Linked DNA regions of Mus musculus: regions 2 and 3 are each linked to region 1. Evidence: chromatin contacts called from ENCODE Hi-C or POLR2A ChIA-PET data. All regions are on one chromosome and are shown on one strand. Each heading gives the region's core, a stretch centred on a gene start or an enhancer-like site at or near the end of the contact. The rest is flanking DNA. Distances are from core to core; before and after follow the strand shown. Region 1 has its middle 24 kb from the start of Gm33502. Region 2 has its middle 7.4 kb from the start of Gm26295. Region 3 has its middle 58 kb from the start of Gm33502.

Region 1 (4,440 bases), core at 1,290-3,789:
AGCAACGGTCAACAGCTATCTAACTGGGTAACACAGTTGTCCCTTTAAAGATGTCCCCCTAACACACACACACACACACACACACACACACACACACACAGGCACAATATGTACCTGACAGTTTTTTAAATTATTCTCTTGGCCTGTGGGAGATTCATGAATTCTTGCCCACTAGCCTGACTCAACGCCTATTGTTCCCGCCTCTCCTCTCTTTTGTCATGCTGTGTCACAGAATGCAGCCAGCCTAGCACCCCACGGTTACCTGGGCCTGTAGTAGCCTCCAATCATCATGTTACCTAAACCCTAACACCTCAGAATGCTGTTATTTCTCTTAAAATCTTCTCTCCCAACATACCATTCATCTTCAGGTGGCTGGGCCAGCATCAGGCTAAGGAGTGGGTTCTGGTGTCCCCTTTCCCCGCATGCTCCCCATTATTCTGGGGGTTCTCCTGCAGACCCTTTACTTGGCTTGGAAGAGGCCACTTACTCTCTCCCTCCCAGGGAACAGAGAAGAGAGTTAAAACCTCCTTTTTTTTTTTTTTTTTTTTTTTTTTTTTGGGTTTTTCGAGACAGGGTTTTTCTGTGTAGCCCTGGCTGTCCTGGAACTCACTTTGTAGACCAGGCTGGCCTTGTACTCAGAAATCCGCCTGCCTCTGCCTCCCGAGTGCTGGGATTAAAGGCGTGCGCCACCACACCTGGCTAAAAACCCCTTTTAACTTTGATGAATTTTCTGAATTCACTGAGCAATGTCAAAACACTCCTGGGCTTGCCTTATCGAGGCTGTGAGGAGATGGTCCCTGCCATCAGCCAGGCCCACCTGGACGTATTAGTGGCTTTCTGAGAAGGTGGGCAGTTTTGTTCCACTTTCTCTGTGATACATAAGAAACAGACCATGATGGGAAAAATATGCTAAATTTGTTTTTCTTTTTTAAACTGAAGAAAAATATTTACTATTTAAGAAAGCTTGGAAACTGCAGGCATGGAGAACAGTGAAAGGATGCACTGTGATTTGCTGTACTTATGAGCTAATGGAGGATTTAATGTCATCGGCTGGCAAGCAACTGACTTAGAGCATGAAAACCTTGGCAACTTGAAACGCGTGCCTAGGTCTTTTGAAGTGCGGGAAAGAGAATGAAGAGGCGTAGGCATATGATTAAATGCTCCTTCTCTTGAGAGAGATGTGACTTCTAAACCTCTCCAAGGTCAGCTGGAAAAGGTGTTCCCAGCTTACCACAGATTTCAGCTAAGCTGGGCAGGAAGACTTTGGAAAACAACTCACACTTGATTTAGCTTAAAAATAAATGCAGGGACTAAAGGGATGTCCCCTGGTGGGAATCAAAGCAGAAAACATCAATTACCCAACCAAACCCAGCATTTCAAGTCAGCAGGGACCTGTGCATAGTCTTCACCACCAGGGAGAACAACTCCCAACGCCAGGGGCCAAGGCAAGTGTCTTGATCAGAAAGGGTATAAATGCTGTCGCAACACAAAACGTTGAAAAACAAGATAAGCCTTTGATCTTATCATATCTACCTTAGGTAGGTGGATATTTGGGCCGTGGACGTGGCTCAGTCAGTAAAGGGCTTGCGGTGCAAGCGTCAGGATCCCAGATCAGGTCTCCAGCTCCTATGTAAACGTTTCAACATGGTGGTGCTTGCTTAAGATCCCAGTACTGGGGAGAAAACCAGGGTCCCTCTGGCTTGCTGACCTGCCAGCCTAGCGAAGCCAGTGAGTTACAGGTTCAGTGAGATCCTGTCTGAGGAAGATACAGGATTGACCTCTGCCCTCACACTCATTCACATGCTCCCATACATGTGCACAGACATACTTACAAACACAGATAAAATAAAATAAAATACTGAATATTGTGGTATAACCTAAAAGAAACAACTTCAAAGGGCAGAACATTTGTCTTTTTAGACACCTGCCCCCATAGGGCCAGACACAGTGTGGGACTGTATGGGCGTGTGCAGGCTGAACAAATACACAATATACCAGGGAGACCAGGCACCAGCCTTGACTACATCTTACAAGCAGGTTGGAAAAGATCGGAGCATTTTAGTTACAGATTCCCTGAAAAACACTTAGCTTTTGTGACTTTGAAAATCACAAACGCTGACATTTGCAGCTCTCTTTAAATGTGAATAAACCATTGACATTTCCATAGATAGAATCCCAACCCCAGGAGACCTTTTTCCAATCTAGTCACTCCAGCGTCATCAGGACTGTGAACTCTCCTTCCCCAGGAGAGGTGCCAGAATGACAATGCTAATGATCAAGGTCACATAGCTGTAACCAGATTGAGTGTGAAATGTCTGGCGTTTATTTTATCTGTGCTTTGCTTTGAGTTCAGACTTCACTGCCAAAGATGTTAGCCAACAGGTTTGTGCCACAGCTGTCCCCTCTACAAAGCAATTGCACAAAGACAGGATGTTGTCTTACAGAGAAGCATCCTCTGGTTCCCCGCTGGACAGCTCAACAGCTGGCTGCAGGTCACAAACAAACCAGAAGAGTATGTTGGGTGATGCCCGCTCAGCAGGAAGCTGGCCTCTGCCTTCAAAGGACAGCGGTGAGCTGGGACAAGTAGCAGATAGATACACAAGGGAGGCTTATGTAATGCTCAGGAGGACAAGGGCTGGCAATAGTCAGGGGCCCAGAGGGAGGACGCCTGAGGATGTCTCGGGAACAGAGAGGACCGAGAACTCACCAGGAGTGGGTCAGCTGCTCTGCATTAGGGGTTGTAGAGACTTGGAAACAGACCGAGCACAGACAGCAACTTTGTTTCCACATCAGGAAAAAAAAATCTCATTTGCATTAAGTTCTGACGTTTGAGGCGGTGGCAAGGACGCCAGCCTAGGTCATGGACCACAACCAAGCCCGGTGCTAAGTGCTTCGGATATACTTTCCCCTTTGATGTCTTCCAGACTGAGATGAAACGTTTCTCTCTTAAACGCAGGTGAGAAAACTGAGACTCAGATAGGAAGTAACTCACTCCCACTCCAAATGGAGGCTGTGAATCTGGTATCTGAGAACATGTTTTCAAAACTCTGCTAATCAGCTCTCACAGGCAAAACAATGATACCAGGGTGCCTTGGGGAAACAGAGCCCTTCTTAAGTAAACAGCTCTGGATCAACTAGATATTCATATGGGGGAAGAAAGCTTTGTAACCTTCTACTTCACACTATACCATATGTTAATACCAGTTGACCAATAAGATTTTAGAACAAAACATAAGAGAGTATGTTTTTGTTTTTTTGTTTTGCATGTTTTGTGTTCATTTTAATGATAAAAAAGGGCACAGGAGAAAAAAAACTGACATTTCACTTATATTGCATAACAAGCTAACCAAACTGGACATGGAAGATGAATTATAAAACAAATCATTTCACGTATATTTTTTCTAGGACTATTCTTCAATTAGACTTCAGTATTTCAGATAAGGCAGAGGTATGGTACACTGGCAAACAAGAATAAATGCCAAAGTAACAGATGCCCCCAACCAAAACTCATGTCAGAACACATCATACAGTAAGCATTTATCAGATCAGAGCAGCAGGAGAAAGTTACTTCTAAGTCATCATCATTTGAGTGGTATTTGTCAGGTTCACCATGGTAACTTTGTAGCATCATTCTTCATTTGTGAAGTAGTAAAATTCATGTCAAAAAAAGGAAGGGAGGGTGGGGAGCCAGTCAGTTCATTCCAATAAATTACCTCTCCAGTTCTTATAAGCATGCCTATCAGCACAAAATTAAGAAATAATATCTAAGACTAGAAGAGAGTTGGTTTAAGTTATGAAGCAAATAAAATGGAAAAAAAAAACCCAAGAAAATAGAACCAATGGGGTTGAAAAAGCCCCTCATTGAAAACCTGTATTAAAAAATAAAATTAATAAAATAGAAATAGAAGCAAAACTCTACTAGTACAAACTAGCCTGAGTGGTTTGGTTGGCAGAGCGACTGGGTCACTGTCACTGCACTTCCATGTGGATTTAAGAGAGCATCTTCATAACCTCAGAGTAGACAGTGATTCCTAGGCAGAAAAAAAGTCTGTAACTATAAAAGAGAAAATTGATAAACTGGACTCTATTCTAAAACGAAAAGAGGGCTGGAGAGATGGCTCTGTGGTTAAGAACACTGACTGCTCTTTCAGAGGTCCTGAGTTCAAATCCCAGCAACCACATGGTGGCTCACAACCATCCTTAATGAGATCTGATGCCTTCTTCTGGTGTCTAAAGAGAGCAACAGTGTACTTAGAAATAATTATAAATAAGTCTTTGGGCCCGAGCGAGCGGGGTTAACCAGAGTGAGCAGAGGTCCTGAATTCAATTCCCAGCAACCACGTGATGGCTCACCTATCTCTACAGCTACAGGCTACTCATATACATTAAATAAATAAATAAATAAATAAATCTATCTTTTTTTAAAAATAAAATGAAAAG
Region 2 (4,440 bases), core at 931-3,430, 52 kb after region 1:
TTGCTCAGCTCAAGGACAGGTGCTCAACGCTTCCCTCCTGTCTCTCCTTCCAGCCCTGCCCCTCTGTGATCTGCTTTCCTCCCAGGTGGCCAGGAAGCAAGATGAAGGAGATCAGAATGTGAAGTCCAAGATGATCCAGCTCGCCCTAGAATCTGGGCTTCTTCCTTCTAAGCACTTTTTCTTTTCTGCTACCCACCCCCCTCCCCAACAGAAAACAGTAGTGTCAAATACTGTGCTAAAGACACACTTCCATTTTAAGAAAAACCAGTCTGGCCTCAAGACTTCTCATTTTCATAAAGTGAACCAAAAGAAGGATTCTGAATTCCCCTGATTCGACGAGATTTTTTTATAAGGTCTTCTTGCCAGGAGAGCTGTTTTAATTGAAATCTTGGATTTTAAAGTATACCTGGACAGGCCTATTTCATCTGGGAAAGCCAGGGATGTTAATACAGAATTTTGTCTTTGTTTTCCTTCCAGTTTTTAAATAGGGAAGTGTTCAGAGCCTAGGGATGTGAATTGTGCCCTTGACTTTGACTTCATTATTTTAATTGTTTATAATCTTCATTGTAACACAAAAACTGCAGTTATTTCAACACAGACGAGAATGTATTCAGCAGTCAATCCCAGATAATGCCGAATTGTTGGATTCTAATGATGCTCGGCTCAAACATCAAAATGCTATTTCATAAAGAATACAGTATCTTTTTTATTGCTCTCACCGAGTTTGGCATTGACCATAGGAAGAATGGTAAGGGTCTATGATTCACAGAAGAATGATACCTCAGACTCAAACAGTATGCAAACGCAAAGAGTGTTTTATTCTGCTAAAGTCCAGCATGCTGGGGTCTTCCATTACCAAGATAGAGAGACAACCAAGTGAGCTTGCAGGCCAGATTTAAAGAACGTTAGTGGATTCCAGGGTAGGTAGTCTCCAGGGGCATTTCAAAACTAGGGTGTTGCGGGGGGGGGGGGGGGGGGGCTGGAAACTGTTGCTGAGGAAGTCTGGAAACTTGCTGACCCGTTGTCCTTGCTTCTGTCCAGGTGGCCGGGCAGCTTCTAATGGCAGGGCAGTTTCTGACTAGCTGCCTCAAGTCTGGGGCTTTTTTCTAGTAACTGGCTTACCTGGGCTTGCCTGGACTTGCCCAGTTGTTAGACCTAGACTCTCTAGACTTGCAGTTTGAAGCCTGTCATGGAGTCTCACAATTAATCTAGAAGGGCTGCAGAAATGGCTCAGCTGCTCTTCCAGAGGACCCAGGTTGATCCCAAAACCCACATGGCAACCTCAACCACTTGGAATCCCAGTTCCAGAGGATCTGACATCAACTTCAGACCTCTGTGGGCATCAGGCACACACGGGGTGCACAGACAAACATGCAGACCAAATTATACAAACAAAATTAAAAAAAAATTTTTTTTTTAATTGGGGGATGGGATGGAGTAAATGTTCTAGAAAACCTTATCCATGTGTTGGAGCCAACAAAGAGCTCTGGAGCTACTCCAGTTTAAACTGTCAAACATTAAGCTACCATTCCAAGACTGGGCCCCAAGTCTTAGAAAGTACCATCAACTCCCTGGGCGATTCTTAGCCATGGCATGGCTCACCGGCATCATTGCAGGAAAACGTCTCAAGGATGCTCCCTCTGTTAGCAACACAGCCTGTATAAGAGCACCCCAGCTCTTGCACAGCACCTGCAGACCAGAGCACCACAGCAATGCCTCTCTGTGGTAGGAGGGAAAAAAAAGCACCAAGGATTTATTGAGTCACAATCAGAAAATCTCTCCAGTTGTGAAAATGGCGTAATTTACAGATAGACAGACTACCAGTTCTGCATTAGATGAGGTGAAGAAAAGAAAAAGATTCCATTAAAATATTGTTATTTCACATTCTCTGGATAGCTGAGCTTCCTGACTGACATTCTTCTCCGAGTTGGAGAGGAAGCTCTACCCAGCTCAGCTCTGCGTGGAGTCCTGAGGCACAGGACAAAAGCATGGTCGATCAGTGCAGCATTCCGGAGTCAGGGGCTAACGGGGAGCCTTCTCCCTGCCCGAAGTCACGAGGTCACGGGGCAGGAGGAAAGAGGAAAAGAGTGGGGGAAAGTTGACCCAGGACTAGTTGCATGCCAAAGTCATTGTTCTGGCTCAGCCACTCCTTCCTGGAAAGTGGTGTGTGGGGGAGGGTTGCGCAGAGCCTCCCGGCTCCGGTTTCCCGGATGTTGCTGGCTCCTTGGAGATCCCTGGGGTCTGCTTATTTACCAGGCTTGAAGGCCCCAGGGACAGAAGGATGTGAGTGGAAATTATTCGAAGTGAGACACAAGGAGAAACCAAAGGCAAAGTAAAAGCTTTCACACGCTGCTCGCAGCTATCTTTCCGTGCAAATTCTAATCAATGAAGCAGATGTCATAGCTTTACTGCCTGCTACAACTTTCAAGTGTGTTTCATGGCGTTTTGTTTGTTTATTCATTTATTTATTCCAGCAATGACATTTGGAGAATGCTTTAAAAATGCCAACACAAAGAGAAGAGACACATTTAAGGCTTCTGGAAAACAACTTTTAGTGCATTTCAAGCTCATCTCTAGCTATTCCAAAATATATTTAGTTCTCTGAAGTCATTAACAGAGAGAGGACCAGGTCCCTGCCAGGAATCTCTCCCGCTCCCTCCCACGCGTAGTTGATTAATGGGATCTAGTCAGGCTGGGTTTTAATATGCTTTGCTATCCAGTGGCACACGGTCAGTGAGCTGAGAAGCAGAGTTCTGGAAAAGGCACGTGTGGAGAGTTGTGGAGAGCGCATGACTTTGGGTGGAGATCAGGGTGGGTGAATCCAGGGACTTGTATGGTGGGCACAATGAATGAAAGGGACAATCAATCTCTGCAGATCTGCTATAGGAAAATGCCCCAGCAGACTCACTGTGCAGATCCAGAGCACCCAGGAGCAGAGAAGAAGCCCCGTCTCCATAATAAGCCATTTACCAGGGTGCCTTAGACAGCGTTGAAATTCCCGACCTTGGCATATGTCTGGTACACTCCTGGTGCCTTTTGCTGGGAAGGCTGCGGAAAGGGCTCAAGCTGATGGCAGACGGAGGCTAGATCTACTGTAAACACTGACTCAGCGAAAGGCAAGGCGAGTGAAGGCCATTTCCCCCAGGAAGGAGATTTTCTGGTACCAGGCTCAAGTTCCCAGCAGAGGCCCATTCTGAGAATGTCATCCCATGTGTGGGTTTGGGACTCATCTCATCTTATGCTCCTCTTAGCATGGTACAATGTTTACCACGAGTGAATAGATGTCTGCAAGAAGGGCAGAATAAATATTGGTCTGCTCTCTAGGGAAGATGATGGTGTTGGCATTCAAAACTGGGACAAACAGGTGTGGTGCATATTTAACTTATCAAAGTGGACCTGGCCCTCAGGTTCTCCCAGAATCCCTCAGTCCCTACCTGGCATACCCAGCCCTCTACCCTGAACTTTCCAGCTGAGGAGTGGAGCTTCCTTCCCCGCCTCCAGAAGTTCTTCCCTCTATAACACTGAAATGTTGGTAGTCCCAGCCCTCCTGACCCTCTTTTTCTCTCTCTGCTTCCTCTTCTCCCTCCCCTCTGTCTCCCTCCTCATGGCAACTTATCTGGCCTTGTTCCTTGGGATCAGAGAGTGGCTTCCCAATCAACCTGCCTTTATATAATCTAATCAAGCTTGAATTGACTCATTTCATCCTAGCAGAGGGGCGAATTCTAGACAATGCCAGCAGAGGGGATCTTGAAGATTCTCAGTGCCTAAAATGTTGATAAATGGTGGAGCTGATAGGCTTTCCCGGTGCCCCTAGTGAGTCACTACCTGTTGTGTACACAGCCTGCGATGCTACCTGTACCCCCAGAAACAACTAGGAACATACTGTGTCACCTGAAAATAAGTACTTTCTTTAAAGGGGCAGGAAAAACACTGGATCATGGCAGACTGCCTGAGAATGCCTGTGTCTAACTGTGGCATTGTTATAATGACTATGGTGTCCCCAAGGTTCTTGTGCTACATGCCTAATTCTCTGTCACTGACACTATTATGGAATGTGATGGAAACTTTAGGAGATGTGGTCTTACTGAAGGAAGTAGGTCACTGTGGGTGTCTCCCTTTGAGGATTATGGCTGAATTCAGTCTTTTCCTATTTTCTGTTACACCCCCCCCCCCGTTTTTTTCCAATTTACACAAGCTAAGGCTATTTTGGAAAAGGGAAACTTAACTGAGAAAATGCCTCCTCCATAGGGTTGGCCAGTAGGCAAGGCTTTGGGGCATTTTCTTGATTAGTCATGGATATGGGAGGACCCAGGTCACTCTGGGGCAGGTGGTCCTGGGCTGTATATGAAATCAGGCTGAGCAAGCCAGTGAATAGCACTCCTCCATGATCTCTGCTTCAGTCCCTGCCTGCGGGTTTCCTGCCTTAACTTTCTGCTTTGA
Region 3 (4,440 bases), core at 1,041-3,540, 34 kb before region 1:
GACTCGCTCTCCGTTCCCTCTCATCTTGATAATTGTCCTTGCCTGCTTTATCCCTCGGATTCTGTTCCCTGCCCCCTCCCAGCTCCTACTTCATGTTTATTCAGCTCTCTCCACAAAAACATAGGCCCATTGAGATAAAGACCTTAATCACTCAGTCTCAGGGGGAAAAAAATCACTCAGAACCTCAGAAAACTCTCTGAATTAGAGAGTAGCTGAGGGCCAGAAGCAGGAAGAGTTCTAGTCTAGAAAGATCAGTTTACAGGAGCCCTTTAAATGGCCGTCGCTTGGGGTTTCTGCCCTTCGTCACCAGGCAGAGAAACCTTCTACTGTGTCCAGCAAGTAAGCCTCTGTAAGGTCATGGGTATAGGAAAGTGGAAGCCTGGGGGCTCAGAGCCATCGCAAAGAGACTCCTCGGGGTCAGAGGTCACATCTGTGGCTGAGAACAGAAGGTAAAATCGGCAGGAAGTGGCACACTCCTGGCGGATGCATTCCTAAACCTAGGCCCCGAGGTAGCTAACAAGTTCAGCCTCAAGCTAACCCGGTCACATGTGTATGCTGTTACACACTATTGCGCAGGTGTGTGGGCGCTTTGCTATGGAAGGCATAGACATGGTTCCTTCCTAGGTCTACAGATGGGAAGGACCATGCTCAATGGCAGCTTGCAGAGGGAGGGAAATCACAGTATGTTGTAACAGCACACTGCCATCCTCCACGCGCCTAGCATCAGTCCTAAAGTTAGGCAGTTTTGGTTTGAAGGGAGCAATTCATGTCTTAGAAAAAAATTCCTTTATAGGCAAAAATGAATTAGTGTTGTCAGCCAGGAAATATCAGAGTGCCTGTTTTGTTTGTTGGTCATGTTTTTTTTTTTTTTTTTTTTTTTTTTTATCTTGTGATTAGAAAATACATGTGGAGAAAGAGGAACACTCCTCCATTGTTGGTGGGAGTGCAGGCTTGTACAACCACTCTGGAAATCAGTCTGGCGGTTCCTCAGAAAATTGGACATAGTACTACCGGAGGATCCAGCAATACCTCTCATGGGCATATATCCAGAAGATGCCCCAACTGGTAAGAAGGACACATGCTCCACTATGTTCATAGCAGCCTTATTTATAATAGCCAGAAGCTGGAAAGAACCTAGATGCCCCTCAACAGAGGAATGGATACAGAAAATGTGGTACATCTACACAATGGAGTACTACTCAGCTATTAAAAAGAATGAATTTATGAAATTTCTAGCCAAATGGATGGACCTGGAGGGCATCATCCTGAGTGAGGTAACACATTCACAAAGAAACTCACACAATATGTACTCACTGATAAGTGGATATTAGCCCCAAACCTAGGATACCCAAGATATAAGATATAATTTGCTAAACACATGAAACTCAAGAAGAATGAAGACTGAAGTGTGGACACTATGCCCCTCCTTAGATTTGGGAACAAAACACCCATGGAAGGAGTTACAGAGACAAAGTTTGGAGCTGAGATGAAAGGATGGACCATGTAGAGACTGCCATATCCAGGGATCCACCCCATAATCAGCATCCAAACGCTGACACCATTGCATACACTAGCAAGATTTTATTGAAAGGACCCAGATGTAGCTGTCTCTTGTGAGACTATGCCGGGGCCTAGCAAACACAGAAGTGGATGCTCACAGTCAGCTAATGGATGGATCATAGGGCTCCCAATGGAGGAGCTAGAGAAAGTAGCCAAGGAGCTAAAGGGATCTGCAACCCTATAGGTGGAACAACATTATGAACTAACCAGTACCCCGGAGCTCTTGACTCTAGCTGCATATATATCAAAAGATGGCCTAGTCGGCCATCACTGGAAAGAGAGGCCCATTGGACTTGCAAACTTTATATGCCCCAGTACAGGGGAACACCAGGGCCAAAAAGGGGGAGTGGGTGGGCAGGGGAGTGGGGGTGGGTGGATATGGGGGACTTTTGGTATAGCATTGGAAATGTAAATGAGCTAAATACCTAATAAAAAATGGAAAAAAAAAAAAGAAAATACAAACTTGGAGTCATCCACCACTCTGCCTGCCATGTGAATGAAGACCAGCCACAGTGGGAGTGGGGAACACTGTAGAGAAGACACCTATTCCTGGTAGCTCCCTAGAAGCTATTTGCTGTTAAAACAAAAAAATGAATTCCTGGAGCAGATTCCAAAATTCCAGGCAAATTTCCTCACTTTTCACCACACGCTATGAGCTCATGTTCTGGAATTTTCCCCCTGTGTGTGTGACCTTCCCTAACCTAGACTGGATGTACGGGAAAGTGCAGGTGGCAGGAACTCTGTAGCCACGGAATTTCTCTCCAGGGGACAACAGCAGGCCTCAGAGGACAGCTGGACAGAGCCCTCCAGGGGGTCTTAATGGAGGTAAGCACCCAGAGCCCAGAGTGACATTCCTGGCTACCCTGAGGTAAGCACACAACTACACTTCCTCAGCCAAGGAAACATATTTGCATATGCAAAAATGCATTCCTGACTTTACAGGTGAATAGCAAGGGCCTTAGGACCAAATACACCAAGCACACTTTGAGCCCCTGATTTTAGGCTCTGCTGGGGAGATTTTAGGTTGCTGATCAGGGAGAGATCCTGGTACTTTCAGGTATCAGATGAGAAAGAGTATTGAGACCCACAGATTTATAGATTCCTCTCAAAAGCTTCCTTCCTTCCAAACTGTGTCCACTCTTGCTCTCTTCCTGGAACTCCACAAACCGTGTCACACTGCTCACTACAACGGTAGCATCCTTCCTTTCTCCTGCCTTACTCTGCCCGCCTCTTTCCTTCACACCGCGTAGCTACTTCCATATACTTTCTGAATCTCATCTTCCTTTGTCAATCTCCTGGACTCCTCCCTCAGTCCCATTCTGGGTCACCCAAACTGTTGCCATGGTCTGCGTGCTGGCTCTTTTCTCTGAAGCCCGACTACCCCTCCCACCACAGAGCATCTCTGGGATTCTTAAAACCCAGCTGTGTCTGCACTGACCTCTGCTGTAAACCGCTGGACTCCCTGGATCAGCTGCAGACAGGCCCCCAACCCCTCCCCTCTCCCCCCAACCCCCTCTAGCTGCTAGCCCCCACAATTCCCTGGGCTCCTGCCCTTACTCTTGCTTTCAGTTTTCACAGGCTCAGGCTTTTCAGGCCTTCCACGGTGTTTGTTTATCTATCCAACTTAGCCCTTGGGGCCCCAATATGATTAAGAAGCTTCTCTTGGGTTTCTGTCCTGGTACTGTCACCTCCTAGAGAGGTGTCATTTATATCTCAGCCTAGTACAGAGAGGGCTTTAGCTTATGAAGTGAGGAAAATACTTCTCAAGGGAACGAGTGAATGAATGAATGAATGAATGAATGAACGAGTGAGCAAATGAATCGTGACTGCTGTGCTTACGATGGTAGCAGAAGGAAGATGCTGAACCAGTGTGAAGTCATCACTTCTGGACACACCAGAGACCACCTGTGTTCTATCACATCACCAAGGTGATAACCGGGCACAAATTCGCACGTATAGACAATAATAACCCTTGTGTCGAGGTTCCACAGTGATCAGTGGAGCTGATGCATGCGAATATGCTTTCAAAATCATAAATGACTGTTCAGATGTGCTAGGGACGTGTCCAGCATCCCTGACGGGCAGAAGCCTCCGAGCTGGTGATTCAGAACAGAAACAAGCATACAGCAGACATAATGGTCCCATCGTCGTGTCATGGGCTGTGTTGTACCCCTCAGCGTCTAGCAGGGTCCCCAGGGAAGGACAAGGCTTCCTTCATACGCAGCCTGGGCCTTTGGCTAGGGAGATTCCAGATGGTCAGAGAAAAGAATAGCCCCTGGACTGACCCAGGGGCCCAGTGGGAACTGGGCTCTGGTTTGGTGCCCTGTGTGTGCACGCAGTGAGGAACTCTGCTTTCTTGGGCTGTGGCTTGTAGCTTTGGAGCCTTAAAAATAGCACTATAAGGATATTTTTAGTGCATTATCCTGAGGCGTGGCTGACTCTTGTGGGGCTGCGTGTGACGCCTGAAAATAGCTTTGGTCTGTTTGCAAGTGATTCAGACAGCTGGTTCAGAGCTTCGGTAAATACACAAACAAGTGGGGGCTGCTGAGTTCTAACTATAGGTCACCCCACCCCGGCACATCTGGAAAACTGCTTCTAATGAAATTTACAAGATCTCTGGACCTTGTACAAACCACAGTGCTGCTTAGAGGGGCCTGGGGTGCTTCCAGGTGGTAGACTGGACAGAGCAGAAGAGCCAGCCCATTTTACCAAGGGGGAAACTGAGGCTGTGAGAGAATGTTTCTTCTTGCCAAAGTTGCATAGTTGATTTGTGACATGGTGGATTGTGCAAAGCCCGTGTTATTTTTTCCAGCTATTTTGTGTGTGTATGGTGGGGGCGGGGTGTGTGTGTAGATATAGGTGCTCATGCACACGTGTGCA

What was found. Hi-C counts contacts between places; a loop is a spot of excess contacts on that map. ChIA-PET counts read pairs that join two places held with the same protein, here RNA polymerase II (POLR2A).
Region 2: a map of T-helper 2 cell shows a loop between it and region 1 (4-fold over the local background). The contact joins two enhancer-like sites. A Hi-C loop is called at or near these places in 1 of 37 maps with a recorded cell type or tissue (T-helper 2 cell). POLR2A ChIA-PET finds 5 or more read pairs at or near these places in 4 of 5 experiments (Patski and embryonic stem cell).
Region 3: a map of heart shows a loop between it and region 1 (3-fold over the local background). The contact joins two enhancer-like sites. A Hi-C loop is called at or near these places in 3 of 37 maps with a recorded cell type or tissue (all heart). POLR2A ChIA-PET finds 5 or more read pairs at or near these places in 2 of 5 experiments (Patski and embryonic stem cell).

What each region holds. Positions count from the first base shown.
Region 1 is chr16:30,766,802-30,771,241 of GRCm38, forward strand. No RefSeq gene overlaps it. Among named protein-coding and RNA genes, the nearest start is that of Gm33502, 24 kb to the right of the region's middle. Within about 2 kb of position 2,540, at least 2 of the 3 ENCODE cell types and tissues checked have a DNase peak (open chromatin) inside an H3K27ac peak, as active enhancers do; they include heart, where a contact is called at or near this core.
Region 2 is chr16:30,819,321-30,823,760 of GRCm38, forward strand. No RefSeq gene overlaps it. Among named protein-coding and RNA genes, the nearest start is that of Gm26295, 7.4 kb to the left of the region's middle. Within about 2 kb of position 2,181, at least 2 of the 3 ENCODE cell types and tissues checked have a DNase peak (open chromatin) inside an H3K27ac peak, as active enhancers do.
Region 3 is chr16:30,733,206-30,737,645 of GRCm38, forward strand. No RefSeq gene overlaps it. Among named protein-coding and RNA genes, the nearest start is that of Gm33502, 58 kb to the right of the region's middle. Within about 2 kb of position 2,291, at least 1 of the 3 ENCODE cell types and tissues checked has a DNase peak (open chromatin) inside an H3K27ac peak, as active enhancers do; it is heart, where a contact is called at or near this core.